Regions from separate parts of the Homo sapiens genome. Here region 1 is linked to region 2. Evidence: chromatin contacts called from ENCODE Hi-C or POLR2A ChIA-PET data. All regions are on one chromosome and are shown on one strand. Each heading gives the region's core, a stretch centred on a gene start or an enhancer-like site at or near the end of the contact. The rest is flanking DNA. Distances are from core to core; before and after follow the strand shown.

Region 1 (6,597 bases), core at 860-3,359, 66 kb before region 2:
AGTTACCATACAGGTTTAGCCATTCAGTTTTAAAAGAATCTTCCACCCACTGCCAAAAGAAAAAAGGAAGAGGAAGAACAAAAAAGAAATCCTACAAAACGAGAGTTTCAAATAAAGACTGGAAAAGGCATCAAGCAATCATGACCTTTAAAAAAAAAATTGTCTGACAATTGTCTGTGAAGTTTTTTTAACAGCATAAAAGCACTTCACCAGTTTCTTCTTTCCTTAATAAATTTCAAGTTCGGCTCTACAGTGTTCTCCTAGTAAGGCCACACACAATAAAACCCAGGCACTGAGCTTTAAGAATTAATAACATTTTCCACGAACATTTGCTAGTAAAACATGCTAACAGAATTAATTCCTTGTTATTTTTAAAGCTGTATACTTCTGTTGGACCACTTTTATATCACAGGTTATACCTTGATTTGATGTGCTGAATACTAGAAATATATTTTAGGTTATTCAAGTTTCTCAATAATTACATATGAATATCAATTATAAAATTACAATACACCTTTTAAAATACTTTAAAAGGAGGAATAGTTTTACAAACTCATGAAGCCTATATAACTATAATCAAAGACTAGAAATTCAAAAGATTATTTTAATTGGCATGGACAAACAACAGCTAATTAGACTATCAGGATACATTTTCTTCTTAGTTTGAAACTCACTGATTTAAAAGAAATTGCTTTTTGAGAAGTCATTTGATAGAAATCAAAATGTGAAGCACAGTAACTAGAAAATAATAGCAAAAATAAAGAAAACAAAATTCAATGATGCTATTTATTTCTTGGTAATTACAAATTCTATAAATCAGTTTCATATTCTAAGAGCACTACATCCACAAGAAAAAACCTGTAATTAACAGACACAGAAAGAAGGCTTGCCCTTACCCCAATTCCCAAAGTCCTTAACAGATATGCAGAAAGAGCATTTTAGACACCTCACAACCATGAGGTACAATCAAAGGAAAAAAATCTAAAATTATTAATTATCAAAATTACTCTTTTCCCTATGTATCAACATTACAAGGTTTTTTTTAGCCTATTTACAGTATATCATAACATCATTTTTCCTGATTAGGAAATTATTAGAATTTTTTAAATGGTAAAAAGGATCTCTTTATTATTTTATGTTAATTTAGCAAATACAAAATTCAGTTAAATGTTACTGTATGACACCAGCCTCACAAAACAACTGTAAAACAGAAGTAGCTTTGATCACAATAATTTGATATTTTAAAGCCTGTGAATATTAATGAAAAAATATTTTGGGGAGATGTTGGGAACAGAGACCTCTACTTTTGACTTCTAACAATAACTAAATTGCCATAGCACTTCAAGGACTTAAATTCAGCAGTACAAAGTTATGTTATAAAACAAAATTCCTCACATTTGAAAGTATGCAAGTTTTGCCAAGAAAAAGCAAACTCTTAAGATCTGGTCAAAGTAAAAATGTGTCCACCGTCAAAGGCATGTTCATATGCTTATTTGAATATATACACACTGTGGACCACAAAATTGAATGTAAGAGAAATCACATTATCAGATTACAACAGATTTCTTGTAAACAACTACTTAATATACAATAATATTTAAATTAAAGATTTATAACAGTACCACTTACTGTTAATTAGTATTTCTAGTATTAACTTGGTTACACTATAAAATAACATTTTTATTCCAACAGTAAAGTGACCATGAATACAAATTTTCAGGATTAATAATTTCCCATCAATTTCATGCATAACACTAACATATCTTTTCAGCTTCTCAATGGCTCAAAAATTAAATTGCTTCTGTTATTAAGAAAACAAAACCAAGAACAAAATTAGTTTTCCCCTGCTAGTCCCCATGGATCTAAGTACCACACAATAATTCTTTCCAATCTGCAAAACAAAGAACACACAAATAGATGGGCTAAGGAAGAAAGATCAAAACAAAGAAACAAATTTAAAAAAAAAAATTCCCCTTTTTCTTTAGCAATCAACAAAATAACAAAAAAGAAAAAGTGGAAAAGTCACCAAGAATATATGACCATGTAAGCATGGGCACTCTTGCAGAAAACCAAGTCTGCAACCGAAAGCCATGGGAAATTTAAATTAGAGCAAACGGCCACAATAGGCAGAGAATCTGTATGGATAAAAAGGGACTGCTGAGGTTGCAGGTATACTACTAAAGATCTTTTGAGATTTCCAAACAAATTTTATTAGTTTTAATAAATTCTAAAAATAAGAAATAAGTATGCGCATTATACTATAAGCATTAAATTTTTTTCCTTTTAATCAAAATACACATGTATGTGATATATCTAAAAGAAGAGGAAGAAAAGATTCTCTTTGCTTAATACTGCTTTAGAAATTTGCTTCACAAACCTATCTCCTTCTATGTTTAAATAATCTTAACGGAATTTAAAAATTTAACACAATGAAGGCCCTTCACTGCTGATGTTAACCTAACTGGTGGCACAATCACAGAGTTGAATTGCAATCGACTTGAACTCCTCTGACTACCGGGTACATAATTATACACCAAAGTCAGTTTAACTAACCAACATGGTTTGAAAATTAGATGACCTGTGGTACAACACTTACGTTTCTTCTGTTAGATCTGATAATAAAACCTCCCAAACTGAATCATCTCAAACAGAAAAATAAAGGGATTAATACAACTTTAAAATGTCATGGCATCAAGAACACAAATATTCCACAACCAAGTAAGTACCTGATGGATCTCTACCACTCACCTATCCAGAAACTTTTAAATTGAATATTTTGAATGTTTAAAAGTATTTCATACACAGAAGAACCAATAATACCAGGCTAAAATATGATTATACAACACATTTACAGCAATATTTAAGTTATATTTATTCTCCCACAAAATTTGTATCATTTTTTAAGCAAACCAAAAGGGCTGAGGTGTTGAATGAAGAGCAAAATACTCAATTATATGGGAGTAAGGATGTCTTTCAAGTTCTTATCAGAACAACGAATTTTTATTAGCTATTAAAATCCTCCTTAAAAGTAGGAAGTAATGCTATTTCTAAATAAAACCATTGACAAAAGTTCATTTGTGTTAAATCAGACCATTTAATACTAAAAACTGGCTAGTACAGGATTAAGGACTAACTTACAGGATTGATTGTGGTTGCACATCTTCTCTTTAAAGAAAATCTCCTTTCTTTAGTTAAATGTATATGTATGTCATATTCTTCCAAATCCTGAATTCCTCACCTGGCTTTTTTAAAGCATAATTTGTATTACATTAGCAATATCATATTACCAGTCATAACCAGTCTATTTCCTATCTTAAGAATTCTCATTAACTACCAATATAGAAAAAGTATTGAAAAGTTTTCAAGAGTTGGAGCTTTCCCTCCCTATGATAGATAATTCTGTTGCAAGCACTATTTAGTTACAAAACAAATATGACTTAAGGGAACTGCCAATAAAAATATTTTCCCTTAATAAATACCTCTTAAGCTACTTAACATCCATTCTTTCACACTGAGGTGGTTATAAGTTAATTGTATATTTAAGCAAAAGCGAGGGAGGGGAAGTACAAATGATTTTCACTATCACAGATTTATGCTGTCTTCCCTTAAAACGTGTTTGCAAAACACGAGATTAAGAACAGATGCTCTCAAGTCCACAATAAACTAATTTTCAAAACTGACAAAAGTTGGAATTCTAAGGTAAGAATTTGTTATAGAAATAAAAGCTATACATTTAGCAGACAAGATCCACTTTAAAATAATTATTACATTTAGAATCCAAATCTACACAACAGAAATAATTTTTATCTCTAGAATTACATCTCCATCCAGAACCAATGCTGTTAGATCAAGATTCAAACTAAAAAGCAAGTCATACTCCTTTAAGTATTCTTAAGCATATGATTTAAAAAGAAAATGTGACATAATACATGGTGGATGCCCAATTAAAATATTTATTTCTTAACTATTTGCACAATCAACAAATATCTGGCAAGTAACTCAAAATGCCAAAAGTTAACCATGCCAGTATCTTTAATTTATAACAAAACAAAGATAAATAATAATGAAGAGATTTAAAACGTTAGGCTGAAAACTTCCATGAAGTCCATACTTTTGCTTCATTAATAAGTCTTAACCACCAAGGAAGCATTTATAAGAGATTATTACTTTGAAATTAAATTTAGTAAAGTCTTAAAAACAGGATCTCCTACTTACAGAATATGAATTATCTGAACAGCCTCTACTCTAAGAAGGGGAAATAATGATTAAATGTTCTCCATTCTATATTTCTTTGGAAAAAAGTTTTACTGTCTAATCATATGTAGCTCACATCAAATTTACTTTCTGACCATAAAAATATACTGTCTATATAAATCATACTTATCTTCTTAGATAAGTGATCACTATATGCAATAATTATTTTTATAATAAACAAAAGCTACAAGAAAATTATATATAAACACTCTTCACTTAAAAAGACATCAGGATTCAAGCTCTTCTGACAAGGAAGAAAATGTTGCCCATCTAATTTTATGCTTTTCCATTCTAAAAAAAAAAAAAAAAAATACAAACCTGTAGATAAGGTGAGTGACATTTTAATGGCAACTAAACTAAGTCATTAGTTCAATAAATACATATCATGGTATTTCTGTTTAAGCAGTTTCCAATGAATTTAGTATATCTTACATGAAGATCAAATCAGTTACTAGAAGAAATGTATTTTTTTAAAGTAAAATTTAATTCTCTCCCTGGGTACTTAACATTGTTGAAAAGAAAACTGTAAATGAATTTAGATTAAAAGTCATAAATTAACTTTGGAAGACTGCCTCCCTATGTTGCTGATCTACAGTGAAATCACAGAAATTAGTGATATACAATATCAACATTCCAAAATGTTATTAAAATCCAACCCAAAGCTGCATGGGATTTCTGGGGTTTCTAATGAGATTTTCATTCTGCTGAACAATGGCCATAAAAAGCTTTCTTCAAACCTCGCTCCATTCACAAGTAAAGCTGAAACTGAACATTTTTATTTCTTCTCTCCCTATGACAACTTCACCATGGAACAGTGAATAACACAGCTCAAGTCATTATGCTAATTAGAAATTAAATAAAAAGATGCCCTAACAATAGTTAAGTGTAAGGTGACATGCTACAACTAAAGACACAGTTCAAAAGCAGCTTTAGGAACTGTGCAGTACAGGCTTACAAAAGCTGAAAACATCAGAGAGGGAGCTCCTTGATGCTCCTGGTGACTGGAATTCTAGCATGTGGCCATTTTTCAGTTATAAGGCAGAAATTAAACTATACATTAATGAGAAGTATGTCACATGGCAATACACTCTTATGACCTGTTAGGGTATAAAATGTCTCAAGAAACTACTGACATTAAGACGATGAATGCCAAAGGAGGGGAAAAAACACCACCTTAATGATCTGAGAAGTTACTGAAGGCAAAGTTTAATGTATTGTTTCCAAACTAACAAAATAATGATCCTTTCCTATGTTAAAAGATTATAAGGAAGAACATAACTATGAGGAGTGAAAGTTGTACCTTAAGACCTGCTCTACTTTGAACAGCCCTGCACAAAATACACGTTAAACAGCTGGTCAGGTCCTTTGACTAACCTCTGGTCCAATTAATTTTAAAAGAAAAAAGGAGGTATGTACGCAAAAAACAGGGAGAAAGCAATGAAATAAAATTATGACTAAGAAATCTTCCAACAGTATTCTGAACATATACAAAACATAAATAATCCTTTCTTGTTTAGGCAGAGGTGGCTTCTAAAAAGATATACTATTAAAACATTTCATCACATCCAGCCACATATAAACATGAATGGCACATACAGTCTTCAGTTTCTACTAAGGGCTTCACCTTCTATTTTTAGCTGCATTTAACCTGAACTTCAAGTCCTACCCATTTTTCGAAACTCAAATTCAAAGGGTTCCTTTTCAATTCAGTCTTGTACTTTGCCTATCTACTTTTTAATCTTTTTAAAAAATCTACTGCATTCACCTGGAATGATTACGTATTCTGCTGGAGCATCTCATATATTTGTAGAAATGCATTTAACTCTGGTTTTACAGTGAACTTTCCATACTGTCATGCATTTTAGGATTTCTAAAGGCAAAAAGTACATGGCAATTTTTGAATCCCAATACCTTAATGGTACAGTGGCTTGTACGTTGTCAGCACCCAGTAAATAATATTTGGAAAGATTTTAAGATTTCAGAATTAAGTTCAATGTCATAAACTAGCAGATCATAAAATGTCACCAAATTAAATTTCTTTAAGGATAGCACCATACTAGAGACATGTTGTTCAAAAGCAACTTGGGGCCAGGCTCGGTGGCTCATGCCTGTAAGCACAACACTTTGGGAGGCCAAGGTGGGAGCTTGAGCTCAGGAGTTCAAGACAAGGGTAGGCAACATGGTGAGACACTGTCTCTACAAAACAAAACAACACAAAACAAAAAAATCAAGTGGGGCCAGGGCGGTGACTCACACCTGTAAATCCCAGCACTTTGGGAGGCTGAGGTGGGCAGCTCGCTTGAGCCAAGAGTTCAAGACCAGCAACATGAGCAACATGGTGAA
Region 2 (6,993 bases), core at 13-2,512:
TGCGGCAGTTTTGGGTCTTCAGGGAAACTTTCCACCTCAGCCTCTCTCCACATACACAGCATTTCTCTTTCTAATTGAAGCTGTCTCTACTCCCCATTTCTCCTTTTTTTCTTTTCTTTTCTTTTCTTTTTTTTTTTTTTTTCGACACAGTATCTCACTCTGTCACTCAGGCTGGAGTGCAGTGGTGTAAACACAGCTCACTGGCACCTCAACCTCCTGGGCTCAAGAGATCTTCCCACCTGAGCCTCCCAGGAAGCTGGGACTACAGGCGTGCATCACCACACTGCACCTGGCTAATTTAAAACTATAAACATTTTGTAGAGATGGGATCTCGCCGTGTTAACCAGGCTGGTCTTGAATTCCTGTCTCAAGCAGTCCTCCCGCCTCAGTGTGAACCACAGTGCCCAGCCCCTACTTCTTGAAATCATGGGTGACAGCATGCACAAATATCCTGAAGTCTTTCTTACAGAGTATTTTCTAAAGAGACCAACATTTATTTGAGAAGGGAAGCACCTGTTCTTCCCACGGCAGTGGTAGTAGGACAACAATGCGCAGCTGAATTGGGATGAGGGGCCAGGACAAAGCAGAAATCTGCTGCAGAGAGCAGGAAAGATATTCTGTAGCAGGATCTGGGCAAGCGGCACTCATCCATATCCTTTGCATTGCAAAGAGAGGAGCTACCTCCTTCCTTTTTATTTTCCAGTTTATTGGTGGCTCCTAGAACCTCTGAGAACTAACTGATTTTGACCTCTTAACAGTTGCCTTTCAACTACCATTCATTTACTGCAAGCCTACTGTGTAACAGGCCCTTGCTAACCACTTCAGATATATTGTCTCTTGTCCAGCTTCAAGTGACTCTCTTAGGGAGGGATTAGCCTCACCTCACTAGTATGGAAATGGAGACTTGGAGTAATCAAGTGACTTGCTCTGAATTACACAGCTGGGAAGTGGTGAAGCTGGAATTCAACTCAAGTTATGTCTAGATCTAAAACTCATGCTCTTTTCTATGCTCAAAGCTGCATATCAAAACTGAACTTTAGCATGGAGTCTATGATGACTGGCTCATGTCTCTCCACCCAGCACCTAGCCCAAGGCCAAGCACAGAGAAGGCTCACAGTGGACACTTTTGGAATGAGTAGATTTTTTATGGAATGGTTGGTAAATGAAGGCCTGGGCACGGTGTGAACAGTGTTGTGGGACAGCAGAGGAGGGGGTAGTGGCTGATTAGGGGACGTGGAGAAGCCTCTGCAGAGGAACAGAAATGAGTGAGGCCTGGAGAAATAAGTAGTCAGACAAAGACGGACAATTCAGCATTCTCACAGCAAAGACCACTAACAGGCAATTCACAGAACAGGAAACCCAAAGGCCGTGAATAGGTGCTCTGCATCACTAACAGTCAGAAAAATGCAAATTATCTCATGCACAGTAGATGAGAATACAAACTGGAAAAGTGTGTTAGGAGAGCTATTTAATAGCATCTATCACAATTATAAATGAGGTATGTTCTTAAATGTGTGTACAAACATTGTGATAGAAAAAATGGAAATATTCATTAGTAGGGAACAAACTAAACAAGAACACATTTATACCATTTAAAAATATTATGCCACGTTTGGCTGGGCACAGTGGCTCACACCTGTAATCCTAACACTTTGGGAGGCTGAGGAGGGCAGATTGCCTGAGCCCAGGAGTTTGAGACAAGCCTGGGCAACATAGCCAGAGGCAGTCTCTAGGGGAAAAAAAAAAATATATATATATATATATGTGTATATATATATATATATATATATATATATGCACACACATATGTGGCATATGTATATATATGTATATATATGTATATATATGTGTGTGTATATATATATACACATATGTGGCATATATATACATATATATATGCCATTTTTAAAAGAATAAAGGGAATCTGCATGCACTGACATGGAAAGATTGCCAAAGACGTACACTTAAATGAAAAAAGGTAAATTGCAGAGCAGTAAGGATATAGTGTTCTCATTTTATTATGTTTTTAAAGGGTACAAGTGTGCCTGTGTATAGATATGTGTGTATATAAGTGCATAGACAAAATACTAGATGAATACCAATCGTTAACAGTGGTTATTTACCTCTTAGGAGGGGAGTAGGAATGGAGGAGATTGAAGAATGACTTTCACTTTAAAAAGTGAGATGTGATTCATTGAGAAAAACAGCACATTACTTCTATGGCATTCACATCAAAAGTGCGTAACTTGAATATAACCATGAGGTACACTCTAAAAATACTGGACTTATCTCTTCAAAACTGTCAGTGGCAGGAAATGCAAAGAAAGACCGAGGAACTGTACCGCATTAAAGGAACAATTGGCAACATCCAGATCTAGGTTAGAGGACAGTACTGCATTAACATTATTTCCCCAATTTTTATATTTACATTGTGGTTATGTAAGAGAATGTCTTGGTTTTATTTTTCAGGTCGAGCACACTGAACTACCTGGAGTAAAGGGGCATCATGTCTGAAACTGATGCTTAAGTGGCTCAGAAAAAAAATTCTGGGAGCTAGAGGGAGAGAGAGACAGAGGAGTGTGGTAAAAAGTTAACATTTTGGGGATCTGCGTAAAGGTATATGAGGATTCTTTGTACAGATTTTGCAATTTTTCTCCAAATGTGAAATTATGTCAAAATATAAAATTAAAAGACAAAATTAAAAGAATGAATGAGAGTTTGCTAGGTAGAGAAGCAGGGGGATCTTCTGGCAAAGGAACAGGATAAGCAAAAGCATCACAAGTGTGCGAGTCTTCTGTGTTGACAAACAAGCCCTGACTCTGAATATCCAGGACTAGCATGGTGTGGGGAGACGGGGATTAGACGTATGATGAGCAGCATAACCCACAAATGGACACATTTCCCTGCTACCTAAGATTGGAAGTAAAGACTTTAGGCCTACATTATACCCAGCCTCAAGAGTTGCAAGACATAACATGAGTTCTCATGGCGGCTCAGTCTTTGCATTGGCAGTGTCTCTTCATCCAGTGACTGTGTGGAACAATGGAAGCCCTAGAATCATGGCTGAAAGGGACATCTAGTCCAACTCTCTCATTTTGCAGAAGGGACAACTAAGATGCAAAATGAAGAGATTTGCAAGGCCCCAGCAAAGGTTAGTGTTAAAACTGGCCTGCAGGCCGGGTGTGGTGGCTCACACCTATAATCCCAGCACTTTGGGAGGCCTAGGAGGGTGGATCACCTGAGATCAGGAGTTTGAGACCAGCCTGCCCAACAAGGTGAAACCCTGTCTCTACTAAAAACACAAAAATTAGCCAGGTGTGGTGGCACACGCCTGTAATCCCAGCTACTGGGGAGGCTAAGGCAGGAGAATCGCTTGAACCCAGGAGGTGGAGGTTGCAGTGAGCCGAGATTGTGCCACTGCACTCCAGCCTGGGCAACAAGATCGAAACTCCGTCTCAAAAGAAAAAACTGGCCTACATTTCACAATCCATCACTCTTTCTATTTGCACCAACGTCTAAATGATAAGGGAGAAGAAATAGAAGGCTAGCAAGGGAAGTGACTGAATGTTAAAGTTTGGATGTTTTTTATTTGCACAAACTTAGTGTCTGTACAATTTTAAAAGTAAACAATATAGATACCAATGTTATTGTAGAAACTGTTGTCACTTAAGCCAATAGCTTCCAACTGGTAAGTGATATTCAATTCAGGCTCCTAGGTCTGAAGCAGCAATCAAGGTGATTCTCAGGAATTCTCAATGACATTGGTACCCATCTGGATTTGTTGAAAAGTTTAACATCCTTTTGTATTATTCATGATTTTGCAGTTCTTCAAATTGCAAAGTGATGGAGAGAGCACACAATTTTCAACCAGCCTATGAAATCGTTCTTGAAAATGTGGAAATTCATAGAGATGGCTTTTAATTTTTCTTGGAGACCGCCTTTCCTTATGAAATAATGAAATTTAAAAATATATATTATAAATTAAACTACATACATGATAATATTCTCATTACAATAAAATCCTAGGGATAAGGAACTAGTATTGCAAGGGCACCATTCCCGTTTTTTATTATTATTCCTAGTTGGAATTTTATTCCTCAAGGCTTAGCTCTAAGTGACTATATAATGAATACTGACTGGCAAAACTATTGGGATTCTAATTTAAGAATCATCAGATTCTGCACAAGAAATCTTGAAGCATGTCATCAGTAACATGTGGAGAAGCTGCCTAAAAAGGCATGCCTTTCTTTTAAATGTCCATGAGCCCTGGATCCACAGATTATGAGACATGAAGGATCACGCATGCTCAAACAGGGCTTATTTAGGTGTCATCTATAGAGGGGCTGCTCTCTTCAGCTGCCCGTCCCGGACCCGGGAATTATGTCTACAGTTTTCAGTTTCGACATGTCTTTGCGGCAATGCTACCATGAATTATTTTACTTGGGACTTTAGATTAACCACAAAAGAAACTAATTGAAAATAACTAAGATCATTCTGTCATGTGAGCCACAGTTGACTACAGTCAACTTAAGCACAATTATATATGATAAACTATAGACGTGATACTTTGTGTTTCAACCATTATTATCCATTGTTTCTTACTCAACTGGTGAAACCATTAGCAATATGGGGCTTTAAAAGGACTGTCTCTGTGATATCCTCTTCCTCTGCCTCCCTTCGGGATCTGATATTCTTCTATGGTTGACTGACGAGTCTGCATATGGGTGTTGTATTTCTTATATCACACCTATTAATTGCAGAAGTTTCTGTCTCCCTATCCCCAATACCTCAAACTTCCTGTTTCCTGTACAGTCTTCAACAACTCTATCTGCATGGCTCTAGCAATCCCTGTTCTTACTTGCTATGGACAGATCTGTTAAAATCCTGGAACTGCCACACAGTTTCTTCAGAATGTTTGATGTCTCCCTCCAGAGAATGGCTTTTTTCTCATTGTGCTATGCCGTTGCTCTCAGAACTTACCCCCTGGAACTTTCTCTTTTCTGTGCCTACGCTCAGCTGCGTGGAAATAGTGAGAGAGGTTTTATTATCATCTATGTTGGTTTCTTGGCACAGAGAGAATCTACCTATCTGAATATTAGCCAAAGAAAGCTCCAGACTGGTAAGAAAGCTCAGTTAGTGAACGGCCGGGCAGGGTGGCTCATACCTGTAATCCCAGCAATTTGGGAGGCCGAGGCAGGAGGATCCCTTGAGCCCAGGAGTTTGAGATCAGCCTGGGCAATATGGCAAATCCTCATCTCTACCAAAAAATACAAAACATTAGCTGGGCCTGCTCATGGGCACTTGTATTCCCATCTACTTGGGTGGCTGAGGCAGGAGAATCACCTGAGCCCAGGAAGTCCAGGCTGCAGTAAGCTATGATCATGCCACTGCACTCCAGCCTGGGCAACAGAGTGAGACCCTGTCTCAAAAATAAAAGAAAGAAGGAAAGAAAACCAGTGCAGGCCAGGCATGGTGGCTCACTTGTGGGAGGCTGAGCCAGGAGGATTGCTTAAGGCCAAGAGATTGAGACTAGCCTCATAAACATAGGGACCATGTCTCTACAAAAAAGTATTCAAACAAATAAATAAATAAATAAATAAATAAAACAAATGCAAAATTGTATCTTAGATAAATGCTATATATGAGAGGCTCTGTGAGAAACTACAATGGAGATATTGACTTATTCAGGAAGGTTAGAGAAGGCTTCTACAAAGTCGGGACATGATATCTGAAGGATAAGTAGGAATAAACTGAAAGAAGCATCAAGGGTAAAGTATTTCAGGCAGAGGAAACAGCAGGTGCAAAGGTCCTGGAGCAAATCAATAGAGACTGAAATGTCACTGGGGCTGGAGACGAGAGTAGAGGGGAGTAGGAGCACTGGAGGGCCTGGCGACATAAGGAGGGGCCAGACTGTGGGGCTTTGAATGCATGCGAGAAATTTTGATTTCTAGCCGAGGAGCGATGGGAAAACAGTGTTAGAACAACAACAAAAGAAATGTACACTCATACACTGTTGGTAGGAGGGTAAATTGATGAAGTCTTTTAGAAGAAGAATTTGGCTGTACTGAATCAAAATACGATTTTGATAAAATGTTAATCAAATGACACAATGACCTTTGACCCAGCAAATCCATTCTAGGAATCTTTCCTAAGTAGACACTACTACATAAGTATAGATAGATATAGATATAGATATATGTACACATGCACAAATATATTCATTGTGGCAATAGTAAAAAAAAAATCAGAAACAAATTAAATGTCCATCAATCAGGAATAGATTAAATAACATGTGGCACAACCATAATGGAAAACTTACATGTTTCTCAATTTATTTGAGACCATTTTTGCTTCAGCTATTTTGAAGTTGTTATTAAAAACATACACTTACATGGATGAATCATTTTTCGTTAAGAAAAGTCCTTCTTTATCTTTGTAATACTGTCTTCTTGACATCTACTTTATCTGATATTAGTATAGTCTCTGCAGCCTTTGTAACTATTTGCATAGTACATTGTTTTTGATCCTTTTACTTTCAACTTGTCTTTACATAAAGTGCATGTCACATAGACAGAATATAGTTCTGCATTTCTTTCTTTCTTTCTTTCTTTCTTTCTTTCTTTCTTTTTTTTTTTTTTTGAGACAGAGTCTCCCTCTGTCGCCTGCCCAGGCTGGAGTGCAGTGGTGCAATCTCGGCTCACTGGAACCTCCAGCTCCCAGGTTCTAGTGATTCTCCTGCCTCAGCCTCCTGTGTAACTGGTACTGCAGGCACCTGCCACCACACCCAGCTAATTTTTGTATTTTTAGTAGAGACGGGGTTTTGCCATGTTGGCCAGGCTGGTCTCGAACTCCTGACCTCAGGTGATCTGCCTGCCTCTGCCTCCCAGAGTGCTGGGATTACAGGTGTTAGCCACTGCACGCAGCTTTTTTTTTTTTTTTTTTTTTTTGAGATGGAGTCTCACTCTGTCGCCAGGCTGGAGTGCAGTGGCGCAG

What was found. Hi-C counts contacts between places; a loop is a spot of excess contacts on that map. ChIA-PET counts read pairs that join two places held with the same protein, here RNA polymerase II (POLR2A). Pooled maps may share reads with other maps.
Region 1: POLR2A ChIA-PET joins it to region 2 with 12 read pairs in OCI-LY7. The contact joins two enhancer-like sites. A Hi-C loop is called at or near these places in 6 of 168 maps with a recorded cell type or tissue (CD4-positive, alpha-beta memory T cell, CD8-positive, alpha-beta T cell, GM12878 and 2 more) and 12 of 50 pooled maps. POLR2A ChIA-PET finds 5 or more read pairs at or near these places in 18 of 52 experiments (B cell, CD4-positive, alpha-beta T cell, CD4-positive, alpha-beta memory T cell and 14 more).

What each region holds. Positions count from the first base shown.
Region 1 is chr9:37,136,668-37,143,264 of GRCh38, reverse strand. The region is part of intron 2 of ZCCHC7 (zinc finger CCHC-type containing 7); the gene reads right to left. Among named protein-coding and RNA genes, the nearest start is that of ZCCHC7, 19 kb to the right of the region's middle. Within about 2 kb of position 2,109, at least 2 of the 41 ENCODE cell types and tissues checked have a DNase peak (open chromatin) inside an H3K27ac peak, as active enhancers do; they include B cell and OCI-LY7, where a contact is called at or near this core.
Region 2 is chr9:37,069,344-37,076,336 of GRCh38, reverse strand. No RefSeq gene overlaps it. Among named protein-coding and RNA genes, the nearest start is that of PAX5, 39 kb to the right of the region's middle. Within about 2 kb of position 1,262, at least 3 of the 41 ENCODE cell types and tissues checked have a DNase peak (open chromatin) inside an H3K27ac peak, as active enhancers do; they include B cell and OCI-LY7, where a contact is called at or near this core.